Regions from separate parts of the Mus musculus genome. Here region 1 is linked to region 2. Evidence: chromatin loops called from intact Hi-C (ENCODE). Cell type or tissue: gastrocnemius. All regions are shown on one strand.

Region 1 (8,000 bases), 190 kb before region 2:
CTGTGCTTTGGGTGACACATCACTGCTTTTCCCTGGAGGCACAGGCGGCTTTATGAGAGCCTTCAGGATGGTGGAAACCAGTGTTTACACTGCAGATTTCACAGGGGTCAGCAGGAGGGTGCTGGTCAGCTTTTTTCAAAGCTGGACTGGGCGTTTTTCAAATCTCTTTTATTGAATTTATTCCTTTTTTTTTTTTTAAAGAAATCTTTGTTGGTAATTATACTTTACCTTTGAAGAACTTCTCAGACATTAGTGGGAGTGAGCCAGTTTCTCACCTGGGAGTAGGAAGCTGCAGTTCCATCCGAGCATCTCAAGTCATGTCACAGAGACTTTAGTAGTCATGAAAGCTTTAGGCCTTAGCTGGCTACCTCTCAGCTAGCTTGTATAATTGAAATTAACCTGCTTATATTAATCTGCATTCTGTCACGTGGCCTGTTACCTCTCCTTCAGTCTCAGCACCTCTGCCTTTGTCCATGTCTGGCTGGCAAATCCCCTGTGCGGATTCTTTCCCAGAGTTCCTATCTCTGCCCAGAACTCCTACCCATCCTCTCCTACTTAGCTATTGGCTGTTCAACTCTTTACTGAACCAATCAGAAGGTGTCTTAGGTAGGAGAGGAAGGACAGAGTGTGTGTGTGTGTGTGTGTGTGTGTGTGTGTGTGTGAGTGTGAGTATTGCTTTTGTTCCACAAGGTAGGACCTTCATGTGGTGCTGTATAGAGGTAATGGTAGGTCTTTTATCTCATTTCTGTTGGCAGGAGCATGTTATGTTTATACTGTTTCATCATTAAATATGATGGTTGCTATCAATTACCTTGAAAGTGTTCCTTATCAAATTCATAAATAGGTTATCTGTGGGTCTTAGTTTGCTCAGTTTTTATGATTAGAAACATTAAGAAGCCCTGAAAGGCTGCATTTTCATATGTAACTCGAGAATTCTCAGCCCTGTTAGATTCCAAGCCCAACCCCATTGTAAATTATCTGAAAAATCAAAGTAAAATCCACAGAAATATAATCCAGTTACACTTAGATATCTTTAAAATATGAAAAATAAATAGAAGTAATTAGTAATAAAATAAGGGTTCGTTCTGGGATGACCTTGGTACTGTCTCTCTCACGAGCAGAGCTGATTTTGGTGAGGTTTGCTCCCCTCGGTGGTGATTTTGGAGGATAATGGTACAGGTTTGCCATGCTGGGTAGGGAAGCAAGAGTCTGAACAGAGCTACAAGCTGGGGACTGCCAGTGCGAGTCCTAGGAGAAGGGAGAGGGAGCATTCTTGGTGTAGGAACTGAGAGCCTGCAGGTACTGTCTAGGACCCAGCACTCACCAGTACTGTGTGGTGCTTAGCTTCCCAAGCCTGGACTCATCCCCTTGGCTATCTTTAAGGCTGGACAGTCAGCCTCACTTGGCAGGTGAAGAAACTGCAGCCAGGATTCAGACCCTGAACTATTTGGCTCCTCGATCATAGAAAGGATGCTTTGAGTCCTCTTGTGTCAAAGGCCATCATCACACCAGGTGCTTAATTTAATTCCATTGAGAGCAAATTAGGAGAGCCTAGTAGTGGGCTTCAAACTGTAATTGTCTACAGTTCTCTGTGTATTAGTCTAAACACGTTATGGGATAAATATAGGCTTTGGAATATCGTGAGTGGGAAACATTCCAGACGTTGTAAAAGTACGACCCATTCGTGCCTTTGTTTATTTCGCTTACTGAAGCTTTTCTGTTACTCTGTTGTTCATTTCCTTGGTTAATAATACCTTTATCTAATCAGGAACTTGAACTCATTCCCATGGTTTGATATGATCATCGTAGGTTGTTTCTGTTGAACTGGCATGTACTGGGTCCTAGACAGTACCTTTATAATCTTCGATTTGTGATGGTTTTAACACAAGTAAGCAGTTGTAAACATTGTGCATTGTGGATACTGTGTGTTGTAGTACAGTAGTAGTCAGTGCTTATTATCGAATTAACAAACGTGAGGGAGACATTGTGTCCTACTCTTTACCCTCAGTGCCATCTGCTCCAGGCTGTTGAGTTTGTAGATCTATTATGCTTGCCTAATGCAACATGCTCTAAAGGTAAGATCCAGATTCATGAAATAATGATCATGGCTGACATTTGAGTACTGCTGCCTGTAAGCAGTTCTCATCTGAATGTCATTATATCTGAAATAATGGAATATTTTATTAGCTTAGATGACATAGTCATTTTAGCAGTCCCAGAGAGTAGCCCTAGAATAACTGATGAAGTGATGTGTGTTAAAAATTAATTGTGCAGGCCTTTTGATCTCCTTTTAAAGTGATAAAGCAGAGACTGAGTCCCCAGAACATGGGCAGCAGAATCCCCGTTGGTAGCACTTACATCTGCAGGCACGGTTGTGTGAAGGAAGCACACTGAGGTACTTCCTGCTGCAGAGCAGTTGAGAACAGAGAGCGGATCAGCACACCATGACTGAGGCGTTGTTGCTCTCAGCCTGGCTTGGGCCCAGAGTTCAGTTCCTTCCTTTGCTGGCTAGTTGACCTGGCATGCTAGCTTCCCTGTGCTTGGGCACTCATCTGGAGTGGGACTTGCTAACAGTACCTATCTCAGGGGCCTTTCCAAAGTCGGGAATGGGTTTTGGAAAGCGCTCAGAGATATAGTATCCTTGATAACTTGAGAACCGTCATCATTGTACGTTGTTTCTGTTGTTACTAAATTAAAAGACATCTGAAACTTATTACTAATTAGGAACGAATACCCTTCTCATCACAAAATACTTGAAATTTAAAAAATTACAAATAAAATAATTCTGTAAGATAATGTCTTACCAGACTACTTTAGTTAAAGCGTCTCAGTTACTTCAGAGTGCCTCCTAATTAAATATGTTAACAGAATAAATCTGAGGAGCAGAGCTTTTCCCCTTATAATAAGTGTGACATCATTCAGATTTAGACAAAAATAAGATGGTAAAATTCATGGTAGTAAACAGCATATTATAATATACTGTACCCTTGGTCTGCTAAACTCCTTGAAGGATTTTAAACCAGGCCCGAGAGGTGGCTCATTTGCTGAAGGGCTTGCCGTGCAGCATGAGGATCTGAACTCAGTCTTGAGCACCCACATAAAAAGCTCGGCCTGCCTCAGAGCCCTGGGGGCTGAGATGGAGGATCCTTGGACTTTCCCAGTAGCCAGCCAGTCCAGCCAGATCAGTGAACTCTAGGTACACAGAGAACCTGTCTAGTAAGTACATAAAGCAGAGCCTGACTGAAGGAGACACAACATTGACCTCCAGCCTCCACACACACATGTGCACACTCCTACAGACACAACCCCGTAAGTATTAGAGGCTACTAGATAGTGCATTTGCAAATGACTGATCTACTTTGTGTCTGAATATCAAATCCCATGCCTTTGGTAATAAAAAGACACATTCCTTTAGCTTCTTTTTATTGTTATTTTGTTTTAACACAGGGTCTCTACTTTGTAACCCAGGCTGGCCTGGAACTTGCTATGTAGTCTAACAGGCTTCCAACTTGGGCTTCTCCTGCCTCTGCCTCTGCCTCTCTGCCTCTCTCTGCCTCTCTCTGCCTCTCTGCCCCTCTGCCCCTCTGCCCCTCTGCCCCTCTGCCCCTCTGCCTCTGCAGTACAGGAATGGGCCACCACACTCCTCTGAAATCTGCCTCTTAGCCTCTGGGACTACAGGAGTATGCTTCCACACTGCTCTTAAAAGCATCACTTCTTTTGTGGAAATTGCCAGAGTTTTCTTAGAGAATATCAGCCCATTTTTGTGTCACATAAAAAATGTTTTAATCGGTGTTTAAAAACATTGTTTCCAGAGATGCAGATTGACATACTGCTATTAAGAATGTGTGGATTTGGTTTAAGGAAATGGAAATGCTAATTGATTTAATTTTGTCATTGCACATTGTAAACATGTATTGAATTATCACCCTGTACTGCATTTAATTAAAAAAAATATGACAGCTTTGGGTTCTCATGAAACTGTTGCAGGTGAGGTGGAAGGTTTCTAGTAACACATCTTCCCTGAGGAACCGTGTTCTGAAACAGCTGATTTATAAAAACTAGTATCATCTATGGATTTCAATTCCTAAAAAGTATCATAGTAACCAGATATGTATATAATACATGCTACTTATTTTCATAAAGGTTCAGAGGTCCAAAGAAATGACATCCTGTGGATAGCCATGGCAGGGACTCATCAGATATGGGCACTCCTCCTAGACTCTGGCACACTGCCAAAGAAAAGGTAAGTGGCTGTGTCCTGGGACAGCCGTCCTCCTTAGTCCCCAGCTTCCCTGCCCAGGTCACCGTGCCAGGGTGCGCACACTCAGCCACATGGCCCAACAGGCTTCTTGCTCTCTCGAGTGGCTTCACTGGGGAGCATTGGTCTGCTCCCCAGGCCGAGGAGGCAGCTGCTGTCAGGAGCTCTGCCAGCCCTTCTGGCAGAGATAGAGAGGAGGAGGTGGTGAGTCACTAGCTGGTTCTCAAAGCTGCTGCTCAGAGGTGACATAACGTCACTTCCACTTGTATTTCATCAGCCTTAGTTAAGCCTGTGGCTGCATCTAATTTCTAAGAGCCTGGGAGGAGCCATTCTTCTGAGTGCCTAGAGAGAGAACCAGAAATGTTAGGTGGGGCTTTAATCCTTCACAACATAAACACAGTTCCTGTGTCTGCAGTCACTCCTTCAGGTGCTTCAGAGTGCTGCATGGCAGTCCTAGCTCTCCTTACTGTGGAAGCACAGGAGAGTGAGTGAGCCCCTTTACCTCTGTCATTTTCCATCATTGTATGTGTTTGTGTCACCTAGGGGATTGCTGTGTGAAGAGTTAGGATAGCATTGGCACCAGGCGGGCACGTGAGTGTGGGGAGCAGTACTTCTCCTGACTCCCCCTCCTCCCTCAGCCTCAGGCGGGGCTGGCTGCACTCCCCTTTGCTCCTCTCTTCTCTGTCTCTTGGCTCATGCCTGATTATAACTGTTTCTTCCTACTAGACTACCTCTTAAAGAAATGAGCCTGGTTCCATTTACTCAGTGTACTCGGCCCTGTGCTGTATCTGTTAGATAACAGCCCAGTAAGAGCCTATATGTAGAATAAGTAAGTGACTGAAAGTCTGTCCTGTGCCTGCGGAAGGCACTGAGCCAGGCCACTGGAGCTGCACACTGGCTTGCCCATTTGCGGTCTCACAAACCTAGGACCACTTGTTCAGGGTGGTACCACCCAAAGTGGGCGGGGCCCTTTCATGTCAATCATCAGTGACCACAAGTTTGTCCACAGGTCAGTCTGATGGACACATTCTCTGTTGACGTTCCCTCTTCTCAGACGACTCCAGTTTGTGTCAAGTTGACCAAAAGCTGACCAGAACACAGTCACAGACCACAAAGTTGTTATGTAGTAATAGGAAGTAGGTACAAGCTTACAAGCTATCACAATTATCTTTGGTTGCTTTTAGCTTTTTATGCAGTATTTCTCTGTGTAGCTCTGGCTATCCTAGAATTCACTCTGTACTCTAGACTAGCGTCAAGCTCAGATCCACCTGCCTCTACCTCCTGAGTGCTGAAATTAAAAGTGTGCACCATCACCGCCCAGCCCACTACACTCATCTTTATTTGTAGAAAGGGACAGCTGTCTAGCAAGTTCAAGACCTCCGGTGTCCAGGCACAGGTGTGGAACGCAGCTGTGTAGTGGTTTATGACAGTCACGCATCTGAAACAGCAGTTCTCAATCTGTGGGCTGTGATCCCTTTGAGACTGAATGACCCTTCATAGGGGTCACCTAAGACCATCAGAAAACACAGATATTTTCATTATGATTTACCTTAGTAATAATTACAGTTATAAAATAACAACAAAAATAAGTATATGGTTGGGAGTCACCACAACGTGAAGAACTGTATTCAAGGGTCGCAGCATTAGGGAGGTTGAGGACCACTGACATAAAATGTTCGTTGGTTCCTTTCACTAGGCACTGTGTTGGACACTAGGGATGCAGTTAGATGACCTCTGTGTTAGAAGTAAAAGGAAGACATGCCCATCCTCAGAAGAATCAGATCGGCAAACAGTGACAGTAGAGAGTGCTTGTGTCAGCAGCATCTGCGCTCCTTCATGCCGAGATCCTTAGCCAAGGGATTTGAAGTGTCATGGAGGACTTCTGTAGAGAGGTCTTCCAAGCTGAGCTGATGCTGCTGGTGTCAGTAACATCAGGTCTTGCCACACCTTGAGTCCTTTTAAGAGATCTGGACATTCCAAATGTTGTTATAGAAAGTTTTAATCTAGGAGTGAACTGATTTGATGTGTTCTTGGAAGAACCCTTCCAGCACTTAGAGTGGAGCAAGACCATTCAGGACACTCTAGCTGTCATCTAGGCAAGAGGCAGTAGTGACGTGAGCAGTTGGGTTACCAGTGGTGCATGAGGTGTGAGTACAGCAGCAGCCACAGGTCACAGCAGCTGGGATGTCCTGGCAGGGCTGCCTAAGTCTCCTTGTCAGAAGGCTCGTCGATATTTATAGTAGGAAAATGATTGCTCAAGTTACATCAGTCTGCATTTTAATTTTGTGGGTGCATTGCTACAAAGATAGTGTCTAATACAGACTTGCAGGCAGTGCTGGCCCCTAGTGCTTAGTGTCAGCTCACTGTTGCACCTCTCCTTCCCACGGGACTCTTCTCTGACGTGCTTAGACCTCTTCCCTCGCAGTAAGTGTTGCACGTGCTTCAGCAGTGTGTTACTCATCCTGTGTCCTCGCCCTTACCCGCCTTTGTGCCCCGTAGCAGTCGCGGGTGCTACTCGCACTGGACCTCTGTGTGGTGTGCCAGTGCAAGGCGGTGATCTCATGGCCTCGCCCTCTCCCTCTCTCTTGGCGCCTTGTCTTCCTTATAATCATTTTGGCATAAATTTAAAAATCAAGGTGTCAACTTCTCTGTGTTACAAAAGAAATTAGTAGGGGTCCTTTTCAGCATCTTGAGACAGAGCCCTCTGCAGTTGCAGTTGCAGCTGCCCAGAACTTGTTACAGTTGTGTGCCGCTCTGTGCTGCAGTACTTCAGGGAGGTGTTTCCTGGTGCATGTAAAAATGGGTCTTGTATAACTATTCATTTAATGCGGTCACTACGTCATTTCCTTAAAATGTTCATACTGAGAGACCTGGCTTCCTTCAATCTGCTCACTGCTTTATAGAAGACATAGACATTTTAAACGACCAAAACTAGATATTCTCTTTATTAGTAGTTCTCTTCTAGAACCTGATATTGTATGAAAGTAAGAAGTTAAAATGAGAATAAAATCATCTCATTATTATCTCATAATCTGATCATTATTGTAGTAACGTCAGGGATTTCTTACCGGGTATTAGAAAGTGATTTCAGTAGTTGGTTATTATGCTAAAGAGAAGAGAGGGCCCCCTACTTAGTAGCTCTCTCTCACCAAGAGAGAGCCTGGACAGCCGCAGCAGTGGGCAGGCAGTCCGTCACTGGTTCTGTGGATCTGTGTAACTGCTGTCATAGTCAAGTTGGTTATTTATGCCCCTTTAGTGACTCATGAACTCACCTATGAGCTTGTCTTTCAGTGACCTAAAAAAAGGAACCTGCATTCGTTTTGCTGGAAGTGGAAATGAAGAGAACCGAAACAACGCATATCCTCACAAGGCAGGCTTTGCCCAGCCGTCAGGCCTCGCTCTCGCCTCAGAAGAGCCCTGGAGCTGCCTCTTTGTGGCTGACAGTGAGAGCAGCACCGTGCGGACCGTCTCGCTGAGAGACGGAGCTGTGAAGCACCTCGTAGGCGGAGAGCGAGACCCCATGGTAAAGAACCTGTCTGTGCGCACATCCCTGAGTGAGCCATCCATGGAGTGCAGGGGTTCATTTCTGGCCTGTCTGTAATAACATGCAGTCAAAGCAGAGAGAGTGTGGCTATAAATACAGAGCTGGGCAGTGGTGGCGCATGACTTTAATCCCAGCACTTGGGAGGCAGAGGCAGGCAGATTTCTGAGTCCGAGGCCAGCCTGGTCTACAGAGAGAGTT
Region 2 (8,000 bases):
TCAAAGTCCCAAGAAGACATGCCATTTTGTATCATCGAAAGTTTGTCTTTCCAAACAGAACTTGGTCTCCAGATGTTAGGTGTGCGGAGACTAAAACGTCCACAGACCCCAACCCACCCACCAGACGCGCTGTGGTGAGCTCTCTGTCCTACCTATAGAGTGACAGCCTGCTTTTATTTATAGCACTTGGAACCCTCCACGGTTCCTTTTCTTACTTGATCTCATTTGCATCTCAAGAAAAGAGAACGAGCTTGATTCCAATTTTACCAGTGAGGAAACTGAACCATGCCATGCCCTTCCCAAATCCCCAGGATATGAACCTATGTTTGAGATAGCGCCTTAAAAGAAGTAATTACATTAAAATGGGGTCACTGGGGTGAGCTCTAATCCAATCTGACTGGTGTCTTTATAAAGAGAGATTAGAGTACAAATGCAAACACCCAGGCAAGATCACGTGAACACAGAGCAAGGGAGTCCCGCAAAGACAAGAGGGAGGCCTGCCACAGAAGCAGCCAACCTCTCCCCACACTTTTGTCCAGAAGTTTTGGCTTTCAATATGGAGGGGGGGGGTCTCTATTTTAAGCCACCTGATCCTTGGTATTTTATTATGGTTGCTACTGCAGACTAATACAGGCTCCCAGGTTCTCAAACTTTCCTGAGGTCTCACACTTAGCAAGAGCCAGAGTGAACTTCATTTCTCAAGCCCTACACTTTGTAAAGCCTTTATGGAATAAAATGTTTTGCATATGGGAATTAATTCTGCCACATAGCTGGTGATGTACAGCGGTTCTCTCACTGACTGACTGCCATGTTGTTCGAATCCTATTTATAGCAAAATGTCTCCAGGCATGGGGGAGGATGTTCCAGAGTTCCTACCACAGAAAGCTAAGGTAAGCCTCTTTATCTGTCCTGGTTTGTCCAGGACCCAGTGTCTCAGCACCAGACAGAGAATGACAAGGATTCTTAGGAAACAAACAAAGAACCTGCCATCGTCATCGGAACCAAGGCCCGTGAGAACAGACCTCTGGCCAGCACACTGAGGCCCAGCACCCTCCCTAGGCAGCTGTTGATCTGTCGGCTGCCTCCTGGTGACTTCAGTCTGTGGTCTTTTGCTTTGCCTTGGGACATGGAACTGAAACTCGGGTGTGAGCAGGGTTTTACATGGGGAACCCGTTTCTCTCTTTCCTCCTTGCCTTGGGGTTGGAGGCTCACAGGCTCCAAACTGGGCTTAACCCCGGAAGGAATGTCCTCAAACCACAAGGAACAAGACTTCCTCTGTCACAGAAGTGGCCCCAGAATGGGTGGCTAAGGAGTCTCCTCTACATGGGCCCTGTCACTCCCTCTGCCTACAGGGCTCTAGCTACATTTGTCCCTCCTGAAAGTGGGTTGGGGCAGGGAATGCAGGCTGACTTTCCCAGCAGGCGGACATCTCACTATCTGGCTAAGATAGTAACTGTTGAAAGTGACAGTGACATAGTCCATACTCACAGACGCAGCAACACACTCACTTTTGGTTCTGGAGCCAGGCGCTGCCTAAGGTCTACCGGACATAATGACATTGCATCCTGCCTGGCTCGAGGGCCAAAAGCTAAGGGTTCTGAGAACTCGTGTTCTTGCTCATTAATTTAGATAATGGGTTGGATTCATGAGAAGTCTGGGTTGCCATTTTCTTATTAACATCTTTGTAGCTCTCAGGAAGGTCATTAGATCCATATCAACAAACACATACACTTGGCAGTGGTGCCAATATACCAATAAAAGCCAATTCCCAATCTGTGATCTCCATGCCAAGTGGTGGAGTTGGATCCTTGCCTGGGCTATGGCACGGTAACTCTGGAGTTGTGGGAATCTTAGACATGGCCTATTGGGGGTGCCAGGAGCAGCCACCGCCCCCCCCCCCCCCTTATAGTGACTCGTGCAATGTCACACTTAGGATCGTCATCAAGCATCACAGCGAGGTGCAGGAATGGGAGGCAACTGCCCATCTTCACGATTCCCACAGAACAACTGCTCTGACTGCCAGTGCCACACAGCCGAGCGCGTGTTTCCACTTGCTGCAAGTCTCTAGTTACCTCTTAGGGAGGTGATGGCAGTGTTGGTGTTGGAACCAAGGGCCTCGACAACTGTGCTCAGAAATCTCCCTACCATTGAGTGTGATGCCTTTTGAACCCCATCCCACCAAACTTATCATCAAAGCTCCAGCAATGTTTCCAGCTATACACGGATGGAAATAGCTTCCGGAGGAAGAGTCCCCCAGATTCCAAGTCAGAAACGCATCTGGAAGAGAGGGAGCAACCCAGAGCTGCTTTCCCTCTGGCTCAGCGGATCTTAGGGACCTCACGGGTGCAGAAGGGAGGCGCTGGGAGGCCAGCAGTCGCCCACGAAGAGATCTGCTCCCGGGAAAGTCCTCAAAGCCAGGTGAAGTGTAGCATCCTGAAGGAAAAAAGGAGGGCTGAGCAGTGGGCCACTCCGCGGGAATCAAAGGCGGGGGCGGGGGAGAGGGTGTGGTGGGCCGCTGACAGAAAGAAGTGGCTGGCTGCAGGCTCCAAAGGGGACCTGTTCCCAGCTTGCCACTTGGATGGCACCTTTCAAAGCCCCACGGAGATACCAGGACAAAGGGATGAGAAGCTCCGCAGTGAGGGTGCGGCTCCTCCCCGCCTTTGAGCTCAGCGCAGCCCCGGAGCCGCCCTTGGCCGCTCTATGCTCCCTCCCTGGTGTCCTTTGATCCACCAGCTGCTCCAGCGGCCCTTTCGAGGAAGCCAGAGGAGGGGCGCCCAACTCCCCACTAGAGGGGAGGTAGAATTTCTTTGAAATGGAACAACCACGATCCTGTTGGCTTAATAGGAAGCTATCCACTGCAGACAAAGTTGGGTTTGCTTCCCATTTCCCCCTACCAAACCAAGATACTTCTTGGTCTTTTGCAAGAAAGCTCCCTTCAGTGAGGTGACTCTCATTCACAGAGAGGCTGGGTGGTTGGAAAACGTTCTTGTTAGGGGGTGAGAATGTAGCGCCTGCCCAGACAGGACAGTTCTCAGGCATGGCGTGAGAAGCCTCCTTGCTGTGTTCCTTCACACTGCCTTAAAGTTTATGAATCCTCCGCAGACCACACCTTGCTCTCCTGGCTGGTTCTGCTGTCACATTAAAACAGCTGTTTACAGACTGCTTGATCATTCCCACCCTGAACTCTTCCTGGACAGGAGAGAGCTACTCTAGAGTTTAGATGTTTAAAACAAAAACCCTTCCAGCTAGGCTCACAGCCTTATCTTCCAAACAACAGAAAGTAGAGCCTTTAGTAACACCATTCAGATTCAAGACCAGCTTCTCAGATTTCAGAGTGCCAGCAACTCTGTTTAATGTCCCAAAAGAACGATTTCTGAGCTTAAGAAATTACAGACCGAGAGAGCAGCAGAGTCGCTTGATGGAGTCGGAAGGTTGAGACCTAGGTCTGGCCAGGGTGAGGCAGAAAGATGATGTCACAGTGGTTCAGGCAAAGCGCCCGTAAGCACGTTGTCCTTTCTTCCAAATGTCTACCCTTGAGAGTAGGAAGTAAACTTTTCAAAGACGCTCTTGATGTTTTCTGGGTTAGAGTTTGGGCGAGAGTGAAGCCACACTCTAACACACTGTGTTGGGCTAGTGCCTGCCACTGAGACTGCTCTAAGGCTGTCTGTCACCTGACGCTGGAAGGCAAGAAGTACAGCTCACATTTCAGATACCTGAGGATCCTGAAGACGACAGCCAGGTTGATAAGCCTGGAGAGGGACACTCCCAGGGCAGGGTGGTGACAGCTGGTTGTTTGGTAACATTCCTCTGCCATCTAGTGGCACCAGCCTACACTTCCCTCTCAGATGAACTTCTTGGCGCTCCCACACTCCGACGGGAGTTTTTATTTCTTTCGTTCAAACTGAGTTTTTTAAATCAGCCATCTTAAGGGTCAGTGAGACGGTTCAGGAAGTGAGGGTGTTTCTCACCAAGTTGGAGCCTTAAGAGCCATTTGGCAGAAGGAATGTATCTATCTATCTACTCCCACAAGTGGTCTTTTGGCCTCCAAACACACTCAATGGCAACTGTGTGCATTTGCACATTAATGAAAAATCCATCTCAAGAGGTCCATCAGAGAAAAAGGCCCACTCCGCAGAACTGACTTTGAATCTGTGCCATGATGCCGGCCAGCCACTTCACCATGGGGATGCAGCCTGGTAATCTGTGACACGCGACAACTTGTTTCCTCCTACGAGTGTGCTTCCTAGTACAGAAGCCATCCACAGATGTAAAAAGCGTCCTTGCGGTCTCTATCCCTGGAAACAGGACTCCATGCTGTGTCTTCTCTATGTCTTGCTCTCTGAATTGTTTGAGGAGGTAGCAAAGACTTCAAGTTCATCATGCTGTTCTCCTGACTACAGCCTTCTGTCCTGCCTGAAGCCTTGTGCTGCCCTCAGGCCTCTGAGAGCCCTGTTCTAACTCTGGTGCTCTGAAGTCTGTGTTGACAACAGCAAACGTTTATTCAACACTACAAGATGCTCTCACTGCATCCAGATGCCACGGTAAAGATCCTCAGATAACTCCTTGGAGTGTATCTCCTATCGACAGCTTCTGCACACAAGGAGAATGACACAAGGTCAAACCGGTGACAGAAGCGAGACTTATGCTCAGGCAGATGCTAATATATACATTCTTAGCCATTTGGCCACTGCTTTGTTCATATTCCTCTGGTGCAATTTTAACTAACTTGTCTAATTTTTCAGGTGATCACAAGTCCAGCCGTGGGCTGGGGCTGCTTCTCAGTGGCAGAGCACGAGTATGTCTAAGGCCCTGGGTTTGACCCTCAGCAGTACAAAAGAACAAAAATTTAAAATAGGGCTGGGGTGAAGGTAGGCAGAAATGTTTGCCTTGAAAGTATGAGGACCTGCAGTTGGATCATCAGAAGCCATGTAAACTGGCTGCACAGTGCAAGGACCTGTCATTCCAAGCATGTGTCATGGTTGGGGTGGTCATAAGCCATATCATGGGACCCCACTATACTGCTTTACTAAGTGAATATGCTGTCAAACTGTCTTCTAAATATTTATGGCTATACCCATAGAGCGGTGCTGCTCTCTACTTTGGTCAGAGAAGCTTCTTTTTGCAGTGGGCAGCAGTCAATGCAGAGACTCAAAACTGGTCAAAACGTTGAGAATAAATGTTGAGTGCAGAGCTAGAAATGGGACAGTGTATCACCTCCACAAGGGGACAGTGTATCACCTCCACAAGGGGACAGTGTTTCACCTTCACAAGGGGACAGTGTATCACCTCCACAAGGGGACAGTGTATCGCCTCCTCAAGGGGACAGTGTATCGCCTCCACAAGGGGACAGTGTATCACCTCCACAAGGGGACAGTGTATCACCTCCACAAGGGGACAGTGTATCGCCTCCTCAAGGGGACAGTGTATCACCTCCACAAGGGGACAGTGTATCGCCTCCACAAGGGGACAGTGTATCGCCTCCACAAGGGGACAGTGTATCGCCTCCACAAGGGGACAGTGTATCACCTCCACAATAATAAGGAACACCAAGGGAAGGGGAATGGGAAGATGATCTAGAGGACAGGAGTGGTGCTGGCAAATGCTGTGTTCTGGAAATGGCGTGGCTATTGTACTCCTGCACTCACAGAAGTCATAGTTACCTGTGGAAGACCTACAGAAGATCAAGCCAGGCAGCAATTCCAGCATGGGTGGAAATGGGTTCACGAGTCTCCAAGCCCAGTTAAGGAGCTAAGGACAGCTGCTGGGGGAGGAGTTGTCATTTTTCTTTTTGAGTATGGCTACATGTGCACTCGTGCACTCAAGCAGCAGTAGCTGGATCCAGTGGGTTCTTAGAAAAGGAGAGGAGAAGAAGAGAGAGAGAAGAAGAAAAAGGAGGAAGACATAAATGTACTGAGGTGTGTGCTGGGGTCATCCAGGAGTAGTAGGAGGGCGGAGCTAGGGTTGATAGATCAAGATAACTTGTATATACAGATGAATTTTTTAAAAGATTTATTTTATGTATATGAGTACACTGCTGTTCTCTTCAGACACACCAGAAGAGGGCATCAGATCCCATTACAGATGTTTGTGAGCCATCATGTGGTTGCTGGGAATTGAACTCAGGACCTCTGGAAGTGCAGTCAGTGCTCTTAACCACTGAGCCATCTCTCCACATATTAAATTATTAAGAAATTAAAAATACCCTGTGATAGGGCCTGAGAGATGACTTGACAGTTAAGAATACTTGCTGCCTTCCACAGGACACAAATCCAGTTCCCAGTACTCACTTCTGATGGCTTGAAACCATATGTAACTGCAGTTCCAACATGTCTCATGCTGGCTTCCATGGGTGTCTACACATGTGGCACACACACATACACATACCACACACAATGCTTTTCTAATCTTTAAAAAAAAGTAGATATCCAGGCTTATTGCAATTTCATAATGCCAAGATGTCTCGGCATTGGAGGAGAAGCCGGGAGTGAGTTACACATGGGACTAAGTGCATGTTCTGACCAACAAAACATTTTGGTTAAGACTTCCCAGAAAGGCTCTGTGAATGGGTCTGTTAATGGTAGCTGGTATAGCAGAAGTGACAAGCCCTGGTCCAAGGTCAAACACAGAGCCCATGAATACAATCAAGTCCATTAGTAAACAGTAAAAAAGTCGGTTTTTGACAAACTCCTCCAACACAGAAACAAACACTGAGTCCCCAAGCTAAACTTGATAGCATAAAAACATATTCGTATTTAGAGTTTCAAGTGTGCACAGAGCTGTAGAGCTGTCTATTGTTTGGCTTGAATTGAAACCCTTTAGTTCCATGGCTTCTGCTTCTTAAAGCCACTTGAAGTTTCAAAGACAACCCTGCTACCTGCTCTTGCCCCAGCCTGCCTCGAGTCACTTTCCATTCTTTTCACTAAGGAAAGTGTGTCTTCCCAGGGAAGGGCCATGAGAATGGCTGAAATTACCACCACGGCAGGGGATTGTATGCTCACTTCTCTTGAGGTTGCTTAAAGGCTTTCTGCGACTTCCTCTCTTCATGGGACAATGAGGCAGTAATTGGTTACACCCATACATTATTTTTCTACTTAAATATTTCTTTATATCTTTTATTCAACTTTCACAGATGTTTGACTCATACCAACTACTTGGATTAGAAGAAATGTCACCAACTACACTTGGCCTTGAAATCCTGGGCCTACATGGACAATCTCATCTTTTGTTATTAGCATGTATTAATTTTATCTAGTAACGGGCTCTTTTATGACATCCATACATGCCCATGATGCATTTCACTGTGTTCATGCAGATTCCTGCCTCTCTTCTACTCTAGTCTCAACCAGACGTTCCCCTTCTAGGTTTGTGTCTTTGTGTGTCACCTTCTGAGTTTCACTGGGGTCCTGTACAAGTGCAGGCAACCTTACCAGAGGCTGCATCACCAATACAAAGTCTCCTCCCTTGTCAATCTCTACCTGGGTAAACTCAGGGTGGGTGTGGCACCATGAGCTTGCCTCCTTCCTTGGCAGTGTGGGTGGGCCCAACCTCAGGCAGATCTTGTCTGTAAAGGTACCGTCTTTACTTTAATAGGTAATGGAATTTAAACATGAGAAACTAACTCTTTCCCGCTCAATGAACAAGGAAGCTCAGCATTCACATTGGCTTGAGCTACGAAAATATGCATCTTTGGAATTGTAGCAAAATCTCTAAGGGAACTTTTCATTACAGGAAACAGGATTTTTAAAAATACAAAAATATATCCCTAAGATTAAAAACTATATATAAAAGACTCTTGGAGACAGTAGTTTTTGGTTTTGCTTTTGATGCACACATCTAAGCTCTTCCTTCTTTCAGCTCAAGTGCAGCCGATATCACAGGGCAGCCCACGGCCAGGACAGGGTTTGTCATTGCGGAGCCAGTGTCCACTCCCATAACCTGCTTGCTGAAAAACTGGCAAGCAGCAGGAAGCATTCCTACCACACTGGCAAGAAACGTGTGTC

What was found. A loop is a pair of places that touch in the nucleus more often than their neighbours do. Peaks named below come from ENCODE experiments on the same cell type or tissue, not always from the same donor. Only the 100,000 strongest peaks of a DNase experiment are listed, where the experiment ranks them.
Region 1: it touches region 2 in a loop (2.4-fold over the local background); 1 of 42 quality-filtered maps calls a loop at or near these places.

What each region holds. Positions count from the first base shown.
Region 1 is chr19:56,584,027-56,592,026 of GRCm38, forward strand. Nhlrc2 (NHL repeat containing 2) reads left to right here. Exons shown (of 11, transcript NM_025811.3): 6 at 4,144-4,243; 7 at 7,550-7,781. Among named protein-coding and RNA genes, the nearest start is that of Nhlrc2, 40 kb to the left of the region's middle. In gastrocnemius, no CTCF peak of the experiment used is centred here; a DNase peak (open chromatin) is centred at 4,356; H3K27ac peaks cover 944 bases.
Region 2 is chr19:56,773,404-56,781,403 of GRCm38, forward strand. No RefSeq gene overlaps it. Among named protein-coding and RNA genes, the nearest start is that of Gm32718, 34 kb to the left of the region's middle. In gastrocnemius, a CTCF peak has its summit at 3,821 (motif pointing left); DNase peaks (open chromatin) are centred at 1,842, 2,009, 2,588, 3,796 and 1 more place; H3K4me3 peaks cover 1,780 bases; H3K27ac peaks cover 385 bases.